Regions from separate parts of the Homo sapiens genome. Here region 1 is linked to region 2. A link is an interaction called in ENCODE POLR2A ChIA-PET data of the cell type or tissue named here. Cell type or tissue: CD4-positive, alpha-beta T cell. All regions are shown on one strand. Links, peaks and the distances in the headings refer to the core of each region. The heading gives the core; the rest is flanking DNA. Region 1 overlaps FBLN5 (fibulin 5). Region 2 overlaps LOC101928957 (a long non-coding RNA gene).

The links. Peaks named below come from ENCODE experiments on the same cell type or tissue, not always from the same donor. Only the 100,000 strongest peaks of a DNase experiment are listed, where the experiment ranks them.
Region 1: POLR2A ChIA-PET joins it to region 2 with 7 read pairs; 2 of 35 experiments call an interaction of 5 or more read pairs at or near these places.

The regions. Positions count from the first base shown.
Region 1 is chr14:91,887,559-91,892,932 of GRCh38, forward strand. It overlaps FBLN5 (fibulin 5), which reads right to left. Exons shown (of 11, transcript NM_006329.4): 6 at 3,663-3,779. Among named protein-coding and RNA genes, the nearest start is that of TC2N, 23 kb to the left of the region's middle. In CD4-positive, alpha-beta T cell, for the core only: no CTCF peak of the experiment used is centred there; a DNase peak (open chromatin) is centred at 2,424; H3K27ac peaks cover 1,084 bases.
Region 2 is chr14:91,562,987-91,568,363 of GRCh38, forward strand. All of the region lies in intron 2 of LOC101928957 (a long non-coding RNA gene), which reads right to left. Among named protein-coding and RNA genes, the nearest start is that of PPP4R3A, 55 kb to the left of the region's middle. In CD4-positive, alpha-beta T cell, for the core only: no CTCF peak of the experiment used is centred there; no DNase peak of the experiment used is centred there.

The DNA of each region.
Region 1 (5,374 bases), core at 375-5,374, 320 kb after region 2:
ACACATGATATAAACATATACACATATACACCTGCTGGTAAGTCTATGCTCCAACGCACCCCCCCAACCAGGAATTTCCAGGCAATACCTGCTCCTTCCATCACCGGTTGCATTCCATCAGTGAACACCCCTCACCCTCACTGACTTGGAAGTTTCAGGTTAACAAATAACCATGATGATTCTAATAATATATTTATTATGCATAAATAACTTTGCTCATTAGGGAAGGATCCTGCACTCACTTGATCCTTACAACGAGGACCATTGGCCCACTTTAGAGGTTAAGTAGGTTAAGGAGAAGACCACCAAGGGACACAAGGACTAATGGGAAATCCATTATCTTGAGTGTGGTGGTGGTGGTTTCATGCGGGTACACGTATGTCAAAATTAATAAAATCATGGTGCAGTTTATTATACACTGACTATGCATCAATAAGATTGTTTAAGCATTTTTGAAGGACCAGGCATAGTGGCTCATGCCTGTAATCCCAGCACTTTGGGAGGCTGAGGCAGGTGGATCGCTTGAGCCCAGGAGTTTGAGACCAACCTGGGCAACATAGTGGGACCCCATCTCTTCAAAAAATTTAAAAATTAGCCAGGTGATGTGGCACACGCCTGAGGTCCCAGCTACCCGGGAGGCTGAGGAGGGAGAATCACTTGAGCCTGGGAGATTGAGGCTGCAGTGAGCTGAGATCATGCTACTGTACTCCAGCCTGGGTGACAGAGTGAGACCCTGTCTCAAAAAAAAATAAAATAAAATTATAGGCTGGGTGCAGTGGCTCACACCTGCAATCCCAGCACTTTGGGAGGCCAAGGCAGGTGGATTACCTGAGATCAGGCATTCGAGACCAGCCTGACCAACATGGTGAAGTCCCGTCTCTACTAAAAAAATACAAAAAAATTAGCCAGGCATGGTAACAGGTGCCTGTAATCACAGCTACTTGGGAGGCTGAGACAAGGGAATCGCTTGAACCCCAGAGGCAGAGGTTGCAGTGAGCTGAGATCACGCCACTGCACTCCAGCCTGGTTGACAGAGCTAGACTCTGTCTCAAAAAAAAAAAAAAAATACATATATATATATATACACACACACACAGACACACACACATATACATATAATTGTTTTTGAAGATTGAGAGGTGTACCCAAGTCCACCAGCTAACAAGGACACACAGTGGGAACTGGAACATGAGTCAGGGGTTTTTCCACAAAAACCAAGATTCATTCTGCACAGCTCATCGTGCGGGGAGGGCAGGGAAGAGTCTCTTTCCCACTGGCATTGGTTGACCCATTGTAAGCACCATCCCACAATGCTCCATACACCAATGGCCAAAGTTCCAACTGAGAGATTTTCTATCCTCTTCCCAAGTCCATGTAAACCTCTTAGGCCTCTGAAAAGAGATGTCAGTGTTTTCAGAGCTAAAAGCCTTCACGGTGAGCAGACTGAGAGGCTTTTCTTACAGGGGAGGCTAATCCCATGGCCACAAAGTTCCTGCCTCCTAGCATCTCTGGAGCTCTCAGGGAGAAAACAAATAAATGAACAGCTGTAGAGAGAGGGTCTAGCAAGACACTGGCCCCCACCAGTGCCCGTGGGAGGTTGGGGTTTCCCCACCGGGGACAGGAGGGGGTAGGAAAATGTCCACTGTGCTAAGCCACTGAGTGCAAGTTCAGACAGGACAGTGCCGGCAAGTGTTAGGGCTGGTGGCCTCAGCCTCTGGCCAGGCGCTGGCCACTCGGAGGTGAATGAACTCATTCCACCCCCTCACCGCTCTCAGCTGCTTCTGAAGAGCAGGGCGACCAAAATGATTCTGCCCCCCTGGGGTTCTCACTGCCCTTTCCTGCCAGCCCTTTCCAAATGCCCTTCTGAATCTGCTGAGGGCACACAGGGCCCCACTCCAACCTGTTGGACAAGAAGTCTGGGCCCCTGGTTTTACTCTCAGATCTGCTACCACGTGGCTGTGTGACTTTGGCCAAGTTGCTTAACCTTTTTGAGCCTTTATTTCCTCAGTGAAGCAGAGCCACAAACACCTGCCTGCTGACCTCAAGAGGCTATTTATTATTTGGGTTCAGTGAGATGAACAGACGTGACAATGCTCTAGCGTGTACAGCACTCTTCCACACACGAAGAGTCAGGATTGCAAAAGCTCACCGGAGTATGCGACGCCCTGTGCTGCCCATGGGCCCTGCTGATGCAGCATCCCAGTGGCTGAGTGCCCATACCCAGGCCTGGGTGCCGGGCCTGCTGCTTTATTATGCTGTGGACTTGGCACTGCCAGGTGTATTATCTGCTCTTTGTCACACACCTGTCCCTCAGAGGCCTGAAAGACGCAGGCACCTTTTGGCTTGGGCATGGCTATGCCTCAGGAGGTACTGGGGGCACGGTGCCAGCCTGTGGCTGGCACCTCCAATCCCAGGCCTTGGCACAGAGAAGCCTGCATCTGCCCTAAGCTGCTTATCACAGCAGCAAGGGAGCCAGGCGCCCCCTCCTGCTCCAGTGGGAAGGAAGGGCCCTTGTTTATCCGCTTCCTCAACCTCCTGGCCTGGTGTCTACTCTCAGAAGAAAATGACCTCTTTTGGCGTGAGGAACACAGTCCAGAATTCTTGGAACAATTAGCAGAACAAGCTTTGGAGGAGAGACTTAGAAAGAATCCAGGGTCAAACTCTTTAACACTGATGCCTTCCTATTTACCGATGATTTAGATACAATTAAAGTAAAGGAGACCTAATAGCCTCCAAACTCAATGGCCAGGAGCCTGCCAGCCAGAACTCCAAGGGTGAATGAAACAAGGAAATGGGCCCTGCAAAGCCTGAGGTCTCCAGACAAAGACCTCATTCTGCGTCTGCAGCACTGCCTCCAACTCCAACCTGGGCCAAGCAGCTGCCAGGGGCTGGAGGCCTGGGCCGGGAGCTGGAATTTGAGGGGGAAGTCGGGGGCCAAAGCAGGATTTGCGCTAATTCCTTGGGTCTTAAGTCCCCCATTCACTTCCTGAGCAGAAGAAACCTTCAGATGGAAACCACAATAGGCATGCAACTTGTTTTTCTTACTTATCAGTATTTCAAATGATCATGTGAAAACCACAAAATGCCTTTGTTTCAGTCTGGTTTTGTGGGGGCACGCTGAGTAGCAGGGGATGTTACCACCACCACCAGACCCTTTGCTGAGGAACAGGCCATCCTGGCACAGGTTGGAGGGAAAAGTATAGCAAGAGACCTCAGAATCGCCCACGACACCCCTGCCTAGCATGGATGTGTTTATTTTATGATTCTTGGAGGGCCAGGGACCCTGACCAACCCTCCTCAGGCCTCAGGAACTGAACTTAGGCTACAGGACATGCAACCAAATTTCTGATTAGGCAAGAAAGCCAGCAAGGCTACTTCTGGATAGCAGACACAGAAAAGAAGCGAATCCATGAAACTGTACACTCCCAGCCAGTGGAGGATTGGGGTCCTACCCTCAGCCATATTCAGAGCACTTTTTGAGATGCTTCGCATAGCAAGGTTCAGGTCTCACGTTTCTGTAGTAATGGGGATGGGCGGGCAGTGGCAAGGAATGGGAATATACTGTAGCAGCAGTATTTCCCACAAACATAAGCTGCCAGGTGCTGAAGAAGGCTGCAGCTAGTGTCTCACATCATGTCCAAGTTATCATGCACGTCACATACCTTGGCAAGACCTTCCATCCTCATTGAGGGTAAAACCAGGGTTGCATGTACAAGAATAGGATCCAGGAACATTCGCACAGAGCTGCTGGCAGTAACCATAGCGACATTCATCAATGTCTGGAAACAGAAATGCAAGCAAAGTGAGACAGGTCTCCTCACTCAATGATGCCCCCACTAGCATGGCATGATTGCCTTGCTCTTCCCAAACAGGATCATGAACGGAAGCAAATGGGAACAGGAGCCAAGACAGTGCCTACTGAGTGTCACGGATGGTGATGCTGTCTCGAATACAAGGCTCAATCTCCCCACAATCTTTCCCCTCCTCGACCCATCTCAGTCCCATAAATACCTGAACCTATCCTAAAAGTTGCAGAAGAAATTTCTGCTTCGATTGGGATGTTGGGCAAAATGAGCTCTCCAATTTTACCCAGCTCTAAGATTCAACACTAAGGTTTATCCAAGATGGACTCTCCAATTTTTCCCAGCTCTAAGATTTGAGATTACCCAGCTCTTAAGATTTATCCAATGTTAAGATTCAACTCAAAGATTCCATATAGAGGCTCCACTGCCCAGGATTCTTCTTAACACGTAAGAAGAATCCATAGCATCACTCCAATAGGCTCCTTGCCAGCTCCATGAACAATGAATATGTCCAGCTGTCAGGAACAAGAGCCAGTTAGGCTGGGATGAGCTGGGCAGCATGACCCTGGAGACCCATGAATCCAGTAACATGAGGGCACTGGAATTCACCCTGAATCTCCTCCTTGCACCAGAGTGAACATAAAACTCTGGATAAACACATCTCTTCCAAGCCACAGCTGGCCTTGCCAGGGAAAGCGGCGGCACTGTGGGTGAATGGATCCTTTGAGCAGAGCTGGGCAATGTGACCTCCCTGTAATATGTATCCATCAATGGGGAGCCTGATGTCATTGGGAAAGCACTTCTCAACACCCCAAGCTGATGTGATAATGGGCTGGAGAATTCATTCCTGTGGGGTAAGGGTAGTGAATGAAATCACCGGCCTCCTGGCAGAGTCTGAGATGGCACCAATACAGGCTCCTGCTGTGACCAGTTGATCTGACTGTAGCTGGAACTGGTCCTTATCCCCACCTCCCCCAATCTAACCAGGTTTCCTCCCTGGTCCCCCTGTTCCTTTGGAACCAGGGGCCATCCAGGACTCTGGAAGCCGGCTTAGAGCCTCAGTCCTTGTGCCTGGTTTCTACCTACTGCCAGGAAGGACTCCACCTCCCAGATCCATCTTGATCCCTTACCTATTGTTCAGCCCTTCTCAGATTCTGTGCCCTGTCCTGTGATTCTGTTTTGTCTCTAAGTCCCGGCTACTTCTAACCTGGCCACTGCACTGCCCCTGAGTGCAGAGCAGCTCTTGCATAGAGGGCCCATTGGCTGTACAGTGGCTGGCCCTGACTTCTTCCCAGAGTGCAGTTGGGCACATCACCAAGGCCAGGCAGGCAGCAGGGGCTGGAGAGGGTACCCTTCACTACGGGTACCTTGGAAAAAAGGCAGCCCCCCTGACCCCTCATTTTTCTGCAAAAGCAGCATCTTCAGTGGTACACAGAACAGACAGTGTGTGGCTATGGAACTTGCATTTTGAAAGGGAAAGGTGAGTTTAGCCAGGGGAGGGCAGGAGTTCAGCCATAATTAGGCGACGTCTTCCTTTCAGATGTGAATATGAGTGGCTGGGCCACATGGTA
Region 2 (5,377 bases), core at 103-5,102:
AAGGGATCCAGTTTCAGCTTTCTACATATGGCTAGCCAGTTTTCCCAGCACCATTTATTAAATAGGGAATCCTTTCCCCATTTCTTGTTTTTGTCAGGTTTGTCAAAGATCAGATGGTTGCATATGTGTGGTGTTATTTCTGAGACCTCTGTTCTGTTCCATTGGTCTATATATCTGTTTTGGTACCAGTACCATGCTGTTTTGGTTACTATAACTCTGTAGTATAGTTTGAAGGCAGGTAGCATTATGCCTCCAGCTTTGTTCTTTTTGCTTAGGATTGTCTTGGCAATGTGGGCTCTTTTTTGGTTCCATAGGAACTTTAAAGTAGTTTTTTCCAATTCTGTGAAGAAAGTCATTGGTAGCTTGATGGGGATGGCATTGAATCTATAAATTACCTTGGGCAGTATGGCCATTTTCACAATATTGATTCTTCCTATCCATCAGCATGGAATGTTCTTCCATTTGTTTATGTCCTCTTTTATTTCGTTGAGCAGTGGTTTGTAGTTCTCCTTGAAGAGGTCCTTCACATCCCTTGTAAGTTGGATTCCTAGGTATTTTTTTCTCTTTGTAGCAATTGTGAATGGGAGTTCACTCATGATTTGGCTCTCTATTTGTCTGTTATTGCTGTATAGGAATGCTTGTGATATTTTCCACATTGATTTTGTATCCTGAAATGACTGAAGTTGCTTATCAGCTTAAGGAGATTTTTTTTTTTTTTTTTTTTTTTTTTTTTTTTTGAGACAGAGTCTCACTCTGTCGCCCAGGCTGGAGTGCAGTGGCGCAATCTCAGCTCACTGCAAGCTCCGCCTCCCAGGTTCACGCCATTCTCCTGCCTCAGCCTCCCAAATAGCTGGGACTACAGGCGCCTGCCACCATGCCCAGCTAGTTTTTTGTACTTTTAGTGGAGACAGTGTTTCACCATGTTAGCTAGGATGGTCTCGATCTCCTGACCTCATGATCCACCTCAGCCTTCCAAAGTGCTGGGATTACAGGCGTAAGCCACCGTGCCCGGCCAGCTTAAGGAGATTTTGGCCTGAGATGATGGGGTTTTCTAAATATACAATCATGTCATCTGCAAACAGGGACAATTTGACTTCCTCTTTTCCTAATTGAATACGCTTTATTTCTTTCTCTTGCCTGATTGCTCTGGCCAGAACTTCCAACTCTATGTTGAATAGGAGTGGTGAGAGAGGGCATCCTTGTCTTGAGCCGGTTTTCAAAGGGAATGCTTCCAGTTTTTGCCCATTCGGTATGATATTGGCTGTGGGTTTGTCATAAATAGCTCTTACTATTTTGAGATACGTTCCATCAATACCTAGTATATTGAAAGTTTTTAGCATGAGGGCTGTTGAATTTTGTTGAAGGCCTTTTCTTCATCTATTGAGACAATCGTGGTTTTTGTTGTTGGTTCTGTTTATGTAATGGATTACGCTGATTGATTTGTGTATGTTGAACCAGCCTTGCATCCCAGGGATGAAGCCAACTTGATCGTGGTGGATAAGCTTTTTGATATGCTGCTGGATTCAGTTTGCCAGTATTTTATTGAAGATTTTTGCATCAATTTTCATCAGGGATATTGGCCTGAAATTTTCTTTCTTTTTTTTTTTTTTTTTTTTTTTTGAGATGGAGTCTTGCTCTGTTGCCCAGGCTGGAGTGCAGTGGCACCATCTCCGCTCACTGCAAGCTCTGCCTCCTGGGTTCACCCCATTGTCCTGCCTCGGCCTCCTGAGTAGCTGGGACTACAGGCGCCCGCCACCATGCCTGGCTAATTTTGTTTTTGTATTTTTAGTAGAGACAGGTTTTCACCATGTTAGCCAGGATGGTCTCGATTTCCTGACCTCATGATCCACCTGCCTCAGCCTCCCAGAGTACTGGGATTACAGGCGTGAGCCACTGCACCCGGCTGAAATTTTTTTTGTTGTGTCTGCCAGGTTTTGGTATCAGGATGATGCTGGCCTCATAAAATGTGTTAGGGAGGATTCCCTCTTTTTCTATTGTTTCAACTGAGGGGCGGTTGCAGTGAACCGAGATCACACCACTGCACTCCAGCCCGGATGACAGAGTGAGACTCTGTCTCAAAAAAACAAAACAAAACAAAAAACAAAACATGACTACCATGCATAATGAGAATTGACTGTATTTAGTGTACATTTTTTAAAAGATGAAATGAAGGGGAAATTATCTTCTGTTTTCCGTGTTGAAATACTTGAGTGCATCATTAGGAGCTATATGTTTATCTTATTCACAATAATCTTATGAATCTTAGTTTTCTTTTTATTTTTCTCCAGCTTTATTGAGTTGTAATTGACAAATAAAGTTGTGTCAGTTTAAGGTGTACAATATGTTGTGAAATGATGACCATGATCAAGTAAGTTAACATGTCTATCACTTCAACTAGTTATGGGTATTCTGAGTTTTGGTTTTCGTGGCGAGAACATTTAGCTACTAAGATTTTAATTATGCCTTAATATATTATCAATACTTTCAAAATAATAGGAAAAAAGGGGCCTCTTTGTAATATTTCTGAACTAAAAAGAATGCCTCGGGAGTGCAAGTTACAAACTCAAATGCCTGCAGGGCCAAGCAGTAATTTAGCACTGTCAGTCAGGTGTTTTGGAATCACCCCTTTGTGGAAGTTTCATTACCGGGCACTGCAATTTTCAGTGTTTGCAACTAAATTGGAATGATTTGTTACAGTGTTTGGGCCGGACAGAGTAGTAGGCCTATCAGTTTATGGCCTCTACTCTAGAATTTTGCCACTGCATATAACGTTGACTTTTTTCTTTTTTTTTTGAGACGGAGTCTCACTCTGTTGACCAAGCTGGAGTGCAATGGTGCCATCTTGGCTCACTACAACCTCCGCCTCCTGGGTTCAAGCAATTCTTGTGCCTCAGCCTCCCAAGTAGCTGGGAATACAGGCACATGCCACCACACCCAGCTAATTTTTGTATATTTTGTAGAGACAGGGTTTCGTCATGTTGCCCAGGCTGGTCTTGAACTCCTGGGCTCAAGTGATCCTCCAGCCTCTGCCTCCTAATGTGCTAGGATTACAGGTGTGAGCCACCACGCCCAGCCTCATGCTGACTTTTTAACATAGTTTTCTTCTCATTATCTTTTTTTTTTTTTTTTTTTTGAGACAGTGTCTCAATCTGTCACCCAGGCTGGAGTACAGTGGCATGATCTCGGCTCAGTGCATCCCCCGCCTCCCGGGCTCAAGCAATTCTCCTGCCTCAGCCTCCTGAGTAGCTGGGATTACAGGCATGTGCCACCACGACGCCTGGCAAATTTTTGTATTTTTAGTTGAGACGGGGTTTCACCATGTTGGCCAGGCTGGTCTCGAACTCCTGACCTCAGGTGATCCGCCCATCTCGGCCTCCCAAAGTGCTGGGATTACAGGTGTGAGTCATGGCACCTGGCCAGTAGTCGTGTTTCATAAGGTCACTGTGATCACTGAATTTTCTCACAGGAGAAATACAGGGTTAGAATCCTGAGAGCCTCTGTCCCAATATTTTTGTAAACTGATCAATACGTAGCCTTGTCTTATGTGTGGTTCTGTTTAAAGACACTTATTTAATACATGTTGTTCATTCATTAACTCTTGTTTTACAGGTAGTTCTGTTTAAAGACATCTTGGTTAATATATGTTGTTCATTCATGAACTCCTGGCCAACAGCACTCTCACACCCAAATGAAGCTTATCTCACACACATATTTTCTCTGTAAGGCACATTGCAACTTTCTTGTACTTGAAACACTAGATCGCCCTTCAAGCACCATGCTTGGGGGCCATTTCACAGGCAAAATCACCACCCAAACGCACAAAATAGGAACAATGTGGCACTAAATAGATTTTGTAAAGAACATTTGTTTGCAGTGGGAGAGTTGAAACAAGAAGGCAGCGTTGTCACCTTGTTTCAACTCAGCTGGGAATGTGCCAGGTGGGCAACTCAAATTTTTGCCACTCTTGAGCATATGTTTGTCCATGAATGACCAGGAAAGTGACCCAAGTTTTGTTTTTGAGATAGGATCCTGCTGTGTTGCCCAGACTGGAGTGCTGCAGTGAGAGCATGGCTCAAGATAAAACTTGAATGGGTAAGGAATTGCTTCCTACAGATGAGCAAAGAAAGTGGTTACTTTTTTCTTTTTTCTTTTTTTGAGACAGGGTCTTACTCTGTCACCCAGACCGGAGTGCAGTGGAGCCATCATGGCTTACTGCAGCCCTGACCTCATGAGCTCAAGTGATCCTCCTGTGTCCTGAATTTATTCCTTCCAGTGGGTTCTTGGTCTCGCTGATTTCAAGAATGAAGCTGCGGACCCTTGCCGTGAGTGTTACAGCTCTTAAAGATGGTGTGTTGGCTGGGCGCGGTGGCTTACGCTTGTAATCCCAGCACTTTGGGAGGCCAAGGCAGGCAGATCATGAGATCAGGAGATTGAGACCATCCTGGCTAACATGGTGAAACCCTGTCTCTACTAAAAATACAAAAAATTAGCCAGGTGTGCTGGCGGGCTCCTGTAGTCCCAGCTACTCGGGAGGCTGAGGCAGGAGAATGGCGTGAACCCGGGAGGCGGAGCTTGCAGTGAGCCGAGATCATGCCAGTACACTCCAGTCTGGGTGACAGAGCAAGACTCCATCTCAAAAAAAAAAAAAAAAAAAAAAAATGCTGTGTCCAGAGTTTGTTCCTCCAGATGTTCAAATGTATCCAGAGTTTCTTCCTTCCAGCAGGTTCTTGGTCTCACTGACTTCAGGAGTGAAGCCACGGACCTTCGTGGAGAGTGTTATAGCTCTTAATGATGATGCAGACCCAAAGAGTGGGCAGCTGCAAGATTTGTTGTGAAGAGCAAAAGAACAAAGCTTCCACAGCATGGAAAGGTACCCAAGCGGGTTGCCACTGCCGCTGCTGGCTCAAGTGGCCACCCTTTATTCCCTTATTTGGCCCTGCCCACATCCTGCTGATTGGTCCATTTTACAGAGCTCTGATTGGTCCATTTTACAGAGTGCTAATTGCTCCATTTTACAGAGGGCTGATTGGTGCGTTTACAAACCTTTAGCTAGACACAGAGTGCTGATTGGTGCATTTTTACAGAGTGCTGATTGGTGCAATTACAAACCTTTAGCTAGACACAGACTGCTGATTGGTGCATTTACAATCCTCTAGCTAGACAGAAAAGTTCTCCAAGTCCCCACCCGACCCAGGAAGTCCAGCTGGCTTCACCCCTCACTCCCACCTCAGCCTCTGGAGAAGCTGGGATTACAGGTGTGCAGTACCATGCCTGGCTAATTTTTGTAGAGTTGGGGTTTTACAACATTGGCGATATTACAGTTATGCTTTGATGTATTCACACAATAGAATGTCAAGGATAGTTTTCTTTAAGTCAA